Regions from separate parts of the Homo sapiens genome. Here region 2 is linked to region 1. A link is a contact called in ENCODE Hi-C or POLR2A ChIA-PET data. All regions are on one chromosome and are shown on one strand. The core of a region is the stretch at or near the end of the contact, and the rest is flanking DNA. Distances in the headings are between cores, read along the strand shown. Region 1 overlaps CBSLR (CBS mRNA stabilizing lncRNA). Region 2 holds the start of GS1-204I12.4 (a long non-coding RNA gene).

Region 1 (4,251 bases), core at 1,123-3,622:
AGAAACTAAAACACAGTAACAATATAGACAGTGACTCTGGCTGGCAGGGAGGGTCATGTAGGATACGGTGATCAGGGAAGCCTCTCTAAGCAGGTGTTATTGGACCTGAGTAACAAGTAAACAGAGACCTGCGAATAGAGCTTTCCAGGAGTGAGATCTGAAAGAAAAAGACTGAAAGGTGAGAAGGAGCTTCAGATGTCTGAGAGGTGGAAGAAAGGTCAGTGTGGCTAGAGCTTAATGAGCACAGAGGAACAAGGTCAGAGCACATTTCATTTATTCACCAGTGAAATATCTGTTTGAGCACCTACTATGCATCATACCCTATTCAGAGTGCCTGCATTACATCAGTGGAAAATAGACACAAAAATTCCTGTTCTCATGGAGATTATATTTTATTGGTGGGGAAGGGAGGAACAATAAACAAATACATAGGTAAAATGCATATTTACATTATATCAAAGATTCTCAACCAGGGGTGGTTTTGTCCCCCAGGAGACATTTGGCAGTGTCTGGAGACATTTCTGGCTGTCACAACCTAGGGAGGAAAGTTGCAGGTATTGAGTGGGTCGAGGGTGGTGATGCTGCTAAACATCCTGCAAGGCACAGGATAATAGCCCGCAACAAAGAACTGTCCCAAAATGCCAATCATGCCAAGCTTGAGAAGCCCTGTATGAGGTGGTGGCAAGAGTTACAGGGAAAACAATCCGAGAAAGGTCAAAGGGAGTCCCAGGGGCAAGGTGGAGGGGGTGAGGAGTTGTTCAGGGAAGAGCTCACCAGGAAGATGACATCTGAACAAAAACCTGCAAAAGGAGCAGCGGGGAGCTGCTGTAGATATCTGCAGGAAGAGCATCATAGGACAGGAAATGACAAATGTGAAGGCCCTGAGGGAGGAACATGTTGGGCAAGTTCCGGGAAAGCAGGAGACCAATGTGGCAGGGGCAGAGTGAGCAAAAGGAGGAGGAGCAGAAATGAAAATCTTACGGGGCCCAGATGTGTCGAGCGTCAGCTTGTGCTCTGAGTGACTGGGAAGTCATTTGGGAACTTTGGGCAGAGCAGTGACATGATTTCTGAATCCATTTTTGAAAGGATCACTCTGGCTGCTGTTTGGAAAATGATTCGTTAAGAGAACAAGGGCAGAAGCCAGGGATACCAATTAGGTGGCATCAAGTAGACTGCACGAGAAGGAGGTGGTACAGATAACAACAAAATGTCTGGTGTAAGCAAGGCAAAGGTCTGAGATGCTGGGCCCCGAGATGGGAGAGCCGTGAGAGAAGCCGGTTTAGGAGGCAATGGAGATCAGGCATTCCAGGTTAGACATATGGAGTCTGAGATGCCAATAAGAAATCCAAATGGAGATGTCACAGACTGTAGAATGAGTCTAGGGTTTACCAAAATCTGGGTTGGACATACTAATCTACTGGAAACGAAAAAACAAATGGCATCTAAATTGGCAAAGAGTATAAAATCGCCAAAGATGTGAGCATAGAGAGTAGTAGTCTGAAGACTGGGGAGTTATACAGGGCCCAGATTGTAGAGAATGTTATCAAAATGCTAGAGACATATGGTCTGGCCGGGTACAGTGGCTCACACCTGTCATCCCAGCACTTTAGGAGGCCAAGGTGGGCAGATCACTTGAGCCCAAGAGTTTGAGACCAGCCTGGGCAACATGGCAAAACCCCACCTCTATTTTTATTTAAGAAAAAAAAAGTAGATAATTGTCACTATAAATTCCTTAGAGGAAAGCTAAAACCAAGATTTTTAAAGCAACAGTATCATGGATTAGTGGAGTTGTTTAAAGAATTCCATTGCGGGACCATAAAAATCAACTAACTTAAATCCAAAATATTAGAGATGAGGAGGCTGATGCCCCACATAGCAAGGTCACAGAACAGTGGGATTTTGGAGTGCATTAGCCCGGGGTCCCACAGCTGATTATGGGCATAATCAAAACAAGAAGCTTAATCTTCTTTCTTATTCTAATGCTCTTTCTTCTTTATCATGCTGAGAAGTCCAACTCAGAAGTCCAATTCAAAACAAAGAAGAAATTCTTCTGAAATAATCATTTCAACTGGGGGAGAAATTTGATTTGCTTACAAATATTTGATACTCACAAAACTTGTCTTATAGACAACTTGCAGCATAAAGCAGTGCACCTCTCTATCTGCAGAAGAATAAGAACAATCCTGTGTACTAAACTCAAGGATGAAACACCAATCTTGTTTTGGGGAGGTAAAATAAGCTCTCTGGCAACTGGTCCTGTTGCTTTAGCACCTAGGAGGAAAGTAAGGAAGTGAGTCAACATGGGGACATAACTTGGTTAGCCCAGGATTTCATCTGTACTCTGCAATAAACAAGCCAACATTAATTCAGAAGGCTGCTGTGTGTCCCTGATAGAATTACCCGTGAATGTTGCTGGTGCTAACAGTAATAGGAGGCACAGTGATTCTGTGCTTTCCCTGAAGAGGACAAAAACTAATCTCCTTTTCATCCTTGTCTCAAAGCACACTCACAAATATACACATTTATTTCCATGGAATGAAGAAAGACGGTGAGGACTGCTATGGTCCCACCGTACACTAAGGAACAAAAACATCAGAAGGGGAAGTGAGCTGGCCCTGCCATCCTGTGAGTCAGTGGTGAAGAGACAGTATTCTATCCACAGCTTAGCCACTGACCGTGCCCAGCAAGCAAACCCAGAGAGGCAGAGCAGACCTAGGTCTGGACTAGCTCAGCATAGGGGGAGATGAACAAGAGTGTGCATTCACACAGTGAGTAGCCCATATGGTACAACATGAACCAAAACATCTCAGACCTCAAACCTCTGCTTTCAAGGATGCCAAGGTTCTCACTCTTAGATGCCATTTGTATACTACAGGACGAATTGTGGGTTGTTCACCTTTTTCCTTATTTCTTTTTTAAAAATTTCTGAATAAAAATACCTTTTAAAATGTCTCCCTTGTTTTTGTTTTGTTTTCTTTTTCAAAATGAGTATTTGCAGTTGCTTTCTGGAACTCTGTTTACTTCTTTTCTTCAATCAGCATAAAATTACTCTGGGAACAGGAAATATGGTTTAGTAAGAAAACAGCATTTGTTGAAAAAGAGAAATACTAACTGCATCTTCTGAAAATCAAAGGGTACAGTAATCTACATCTCCAAAGCAGGTCTTCGAATGGTAAACTCCCCACTGTTGTCTTCTGGGAAATGGTGTTCTTAAGCAAGTGACCTGAATCTTATTGAAATATTTTCCCAGGTAATACAACTTTGCTTATTTTCTAGGCCACTCTTGGAAAAGTCTTTCCAAATTCTACCCACACTTCAAGGCTAAGTCCGCATACTATCTCTTTCCTGAAACTTCCCTGATTATTCCTCTCAGCCAACGTGTATGTGTGTCTAAATTTCTCTACTAGGCTGAAATGTCCTTCAAGTCAAAAGTCTAGTATATATTATTGAATCCTATTCTCTCCTTATAGTATCTAACATGGTGCTTTTGTATAAAAACAGAGGAATCCCATATATTAATAGCTAGAAAGAGAAGGTTACTTGGTTACCAGACTGAAGGGTACATTCTTAGAAGATTATAGATATCTTTGGGGCATAAGTAAATATATCTAGAAAGGCTACTACCAAAATGGGGCATTTAAATGCACTACGTATCATGGAAGGTGTTCAAATAGAAAGTGGATAATCACTTATGAGATGTTAGACAGCAGCTGGGAAGGTAGAGCAGATGACCTCTTGGCCCTTTCCAACTCTAAGTTTCAAAATGATTTTTAGAAAGATTGGTTAGCTGGATAACCCTGTTTTGCTATTGTCTCTGTGGACACTGCCACTCTAGCAGGAAACTCTAAGAGCTTTTCCAAACAGTCTGATCGAAACACCCCAGCTTACAGCTTCTAAGGAATGCATCCTAGAACCTTCTCACTTTGACATTATTCTACCTTCACTTTACTTGGTCATCACAAAAGGTCATGATTCAGAAAGACCACAAAGTAGTTGGCATCTGAACTCTTCAACTCTCAATCCCAGATAGAGAAATTTAAGTTCTGGGTCAATTTTGCGCTCACTTGCTCTGTGCTCTTGGTCTCTCCTAGAATAAGCCAGATACAATAGAGGGTCTGAGAATCATTTTCCTAATATTTGCCATTGTTGCTTTTTTCTATATCTCATCAGTGGGAAATACTGCAGGGACTTTGACTAGCTTCATCCTTTCTCAATAATTGTATGCGTCAGATTAGTGGCACAAAGGAAAAA
Region 2 (4,251 bases), core at 1,009-3,508, 270 kb before region 1:
GGTGGGGACTTGGAGAACTTTTATGTCTAGCTAAAGTATGTAAATACACCAATCAGCACTCTGTATCTAGCTCAAGGTTTGTAAATGCACCAATCAGCACTCTGTGTCTAGCCAGATTGTAAATGTACCAATCAGCACCCTGTCAAAACAGACCAATCAGCTCTCTGTAAAACGGACCAATCAGCTCTCTGTAAAATGGGCCAATCAGCAGAATGTGGATGGGGCCAGATAAGGGAATAAAAGCAGGCTGCCAGAGCCAGCAGGGGCAACCTGCTGGGGTCTCCTTCCACACTGTGGAAGCTTTGTTCTTTTGCTCTTTACAATAAATCTTGCTGCTGCTGACTCCTTGGGTCCGCACTGCCTTTATGAGCTGTAACACTCACGGTGAAGGTCTGCAGCTTCACTCCTGAAGCCAGTAAGACCATGAACCCACCAGGAGGGATGAACAACTCTGGACACACCACCTTTAAGAGCTGTAACACTCACTGCAAAGGTCTGCAGCTTCACTCCTGAGGCCAGTGAGACCATGAACCCACTGGGAGGAATGAACAACTCCAGATGGGAGGAATGAACAACTCCGGACAGGAGGAACGAACAACTCCAGACGTGCCGTCTTAAGAGCTGTAACACTCACCGCAAAGGTCTGCAGCTTCACTCCTGAAGCCAGCGAGACCATGAACCTACCAGAAGGAAGAAACTCCGAGCACGTCCAAACATGAGATGGAACAAACTCCAGACACACCATCTTTAAGAACTGTAACACTCACCGCAAGGGTCTGCGGCTTCATTCTTGAAGTCAGTGAGACCAAGAACCCACCAATTCCGGACACATTAGGACTTTTAAAACTTAACCTGAGAGACTGTTTCAGGCCATGACAGGAAGTGGGGGTTGAACAGGCTTCATTATACCTCTCTGGCATTAACATCAACACAGATTTTAAGTCTGATAAGAAGCATTTTACAATCTATTTTCTCTGATGCTTGCTAGCTAAAAGCTTCATCTGTATAGTAAAACTTTGGTCTCTACGACATGTTATCACAACCCAGACATTCCTTTCTGTTGATCCCAGGTCTTTAAACAAACTCAACCAATTGTCAACCAGAAAATGTTTAAATTTCCCTACAGCCTGGAAGCCCCTATTTTGAATGGCCCTGCCTTTGTAGACCAAACCAATGTATTTCTTAAATGTATTTGATTGATGTCTCATGCCTCCCTAAAATGTATAAAACCAAGCTGCACCCCAGCCACCTTGGGCCCATGTTCTCAGGACCTCCCGGGCCATGGTCACTCACATTTGGCTCAGAATAAATCTCTTCAAATATTTTACAGAGTTTAATTCTTTCCATTGACAATTGCATTACAAAAAAGCAAAATCTTTCCATTCAAGTTTTCAGCAAGTAATAATAAAAATTTAAATAAATCAGGGTGTACAGTATATTTAATATTTTGGTTTTTTTATCATTGTACAGCTTTGAGTGAACTAAAGGAATTAACAAATTTATCTTGTTTGTAAGTCTCAAACATTTGTTGGTGTCTCTGTTAAATACATTTTTGGACAATCATTTTAAATATTACAGTCGTGTGGGTAGTGTAGTTCCAGAATAATTTAGAAAACATGGTATCTAGATTTACAGTATGGACCTCTCAGGTAAGATAATAAAGAAGGAAAATCTTTTTAGATGCCCCTGTTTTTAGGAGCTTAGAATTCTCTCTTTTACTTTCTTCCGACCATGATGAATGGGTAGCTTTTTTTTTATTTTTGTTTAAACCTCTTAATTTTTTGTAAACTTTAAATCTGTTATTCAGCACCTCAAAATTTAAAGTATATATGCTCCTATCTTTGAAACTGCAAGTCTTTTTCTCCATTTTTTTTTTGAATTACTGTTAACCTAGGCTCTCACCAATCTATTTGGCATTTACCCACATATTTTGCTTAAGATTTAATTTTAAAAGTTCTGTAAACTTACTGTATCTCCAAAATAACAGCACATCCATAGCTGTCTATTGAGTCAGTTGTATTTCTAAAAGAAACATGTTATTTCATGGCAGCTTCCTTGGTAAATTTCTGGTAGTCACTACGAAATGAAAGGAAGTGGAAAAGGTCGGGGACGGTTAGAAAATAGTTGGGGAGAAGAATCACAGGTTATCACATACTTGAAAGGAATAATCCTGAAGACTCAAAACTTCACAACTCTTTTTGTCCCTGTGCTCCCTAGTGAAAACAGTCTGTGTTAGTCAGAAGCAAGCTCACAAAGCTCATGAATAACTTGCATTCTTATGCTGGAGAACAGCCAATTACCCTGGGACCAAATTCCTGTTTGCTTTGTAGTGAATGTGGGAGACAAGCTGCCTGCCAGTAGCTGTTAAGGCAGTAAAAACACAGCCAGAGGCTATCACAAGGAGGAAATCACAGAGCAAGTTAATTTGTGAACTTCAAGGACAGAGATTAAATATTGTGCAATGAAGCTAATATGGTGGGCTTGTCTGAAAGTAGAATAATCTGGTCTGAAAAGCACCCTTATGAGTTAGCATGATATTTGCATAATGAGTGACACATCATCGTTTCCAGACTTGCTTTTTTTAATGATTGATATCCTTTAAAATTTTCTTCCAAAAAGATTATTGATTCTCTGTTTGGGAAATGCAAGTTTGTTTTACTCTTGATTCTCTCATTCTGATATATCTGGTACAGAGAGTATTAAAGCCAAAAGGACAGTATTTGGGGTAAAATTTGGAAAATCCCAGACCCAATTTGGAAACCAAGATAGCTCATTATACCCTGTTGTTTTATAGAGCCATGTTCAGTGTTTTGAGTACTTGAGGCTGCTCTGAGATCTCTTATTTGCATTCAGAACTTGAGTAGTTTTTGACCAAGGGGAAAAAATGAGAACTGCCAAATCTATTAGCTTGCCCATAACCCCAAATAGTATACTATAGTGTCATTCTCCACAGAGAAAACAGCTTACCGTTTAAATCCTAGAAATTACACACTGACTACTAGGTCACTGTAACCTCACTATGATACCCTTAGGTCACATGTTGTGAGTTTTACAGTTGTTTGGACATAGAGTTTATAAAAAATTAAAATAAAATAAACCTTTGGATAGAGTATAACGTTGGGGCTCAGAAAGCAATAACCCAAACACTGGTGCTATGACAGGCTAAGAGGCCTTAGACGCAGCCCGCAAATCAAGGTCCCTCTAACTTTGCCTTGTCCCTCAGCCCTTGCCTCAAGCACAGGGAGGGACTCTCTCTGGAATTTCCTTATCTGACCAAGAAATCTTCTTTCTAAGAGAAATACAATTGTTTTCCTCCCTTCTCTGAAATCTCATTATCTGTCTCAGAAAAGAAGACTAAGGAATGCAACTACAGGGAGATGGACTTTTTCACAACATAATTCCAGCCTCTAGGGCTCATTCAAATTCCAAAGAGAATCATTTACAAGTTCACTGTTCTCCCTAATAATCATCTGTGGTCCCTCAAAGGAATTGCCTACATTCCCCATCTCTCCCCTCCCCTATGGAAGAGAGTATATAAGCTTCTGTACCACATTGGGTTATTAGGCAATCTTCCTCCTTAAGTTCCCCAGTGCTAACCATGTTAAAACAAACTTTCGTATGCCTTTTCTCCTACTTATCTGTCTTTTGTCAGTTGATTATTAGTGATCCCTTGGAGGGTGAAGGGGAAGTTTTCCCTTGGTTCCTACAATAAGATGGACCAATATTACACTGATTTTTGATGCCATAGCTAATCATATTATATTGAGGTTTGTAAAACTAATGAAGCCTACCAAGATTAGGATTATGGGAGGGCCCTGAATTCTGCTAAAATGTAGATGCTGTTTCTACAATCCCTTACTGCTCAGGAGTTATGTGGCCAGAGGTCATAAGATTCATTGCTTCCCCAGCTGCACCTATAGGTAACATCACTATTGTAGAACTAAGATTGCTCTTTTGAGATGTTTTTCAGACTTACCCAACCTGGACTAGTCACTGATGACTCATCTGTCCTGTGGGCCCCCACCCACCCCACAACCACCCATCCAGAGACAGACTCAATGCACAAAGACTATTTTCCACACCTCTATAATTGCATCCCCAGCCAATCAGCAGTACCCATTCCCTAGTTCTCTTCCCACCAAACTATGCTTGCAAAACCCTAACCTCTGAACGTTCAGGAAGACTGATTTGAGTGATAACTCCAGTTCTTCTGCATAGCTGGCCTTGTGCTAATTAATTAATTATATACCA

The links. A loop is a pair of places that touch in the nucleus more often than their neighbours do. ChIA-PET counts read pairs that join two places held with the same protein, here RNA polymerase II (POLR2A). Pooled maps may share reads with other maps.
Region 2: a map of endothelial cell of umbilical vein shows a loop between it and region 1 (5-fold over the local background). The contact joins the promoter of GS1-204I12.4 here to the enhancer-like site in region 1. A Hi-C loop is called at or near these places in 1 of 168 maps with a recorded cell type or tissue (endothelial cell of umbilical vein) and 4 of 50 pooled maps. POLR2A ChIA-PET finds 5 or more read pairs at or near these places in 1 of 52 experiments (PC-9).

The regions. Positions count from the first base shown.
Region 1 is chr1:185,372,417-185,376,667 of GRCh38, reverse strand. CBSLR (CBS mRNA stabilizing lncRNA) reads right to left here. Exons shown (of 4, transcript XR_007066771.1): 3 at 2,940-3,050; 4 at 368-2,271. Among named protein-coding and RNA genes, the nearest start is that of CBSLR, 57 kb to the right of the region's middle. Within about 2 kb of position 2,372, at least 7 of the 41 ENCODE cell types and tissues checked have a DNase peak (open chromatin) inside an H3K27ac peak, as active enhancers do; they include endothelial cell of umbilical vein, where a contact is called at or near this core.
Region 2 is chr1:185,644,516-185,648,766 of GRCh38, reverse strand. GS1-204I12.4 (a long non-coding RNA gene) reads right to left here and starts at 2,258. Exons shown (of 3, transcript NR_188649.1): 1 at 1,969-2,258. All of the region lies in intron 1 of LOC107985239 (a long non-coding RNA gene), which reads right to left. RefSeq lists an enhancer at 1,881-2,794.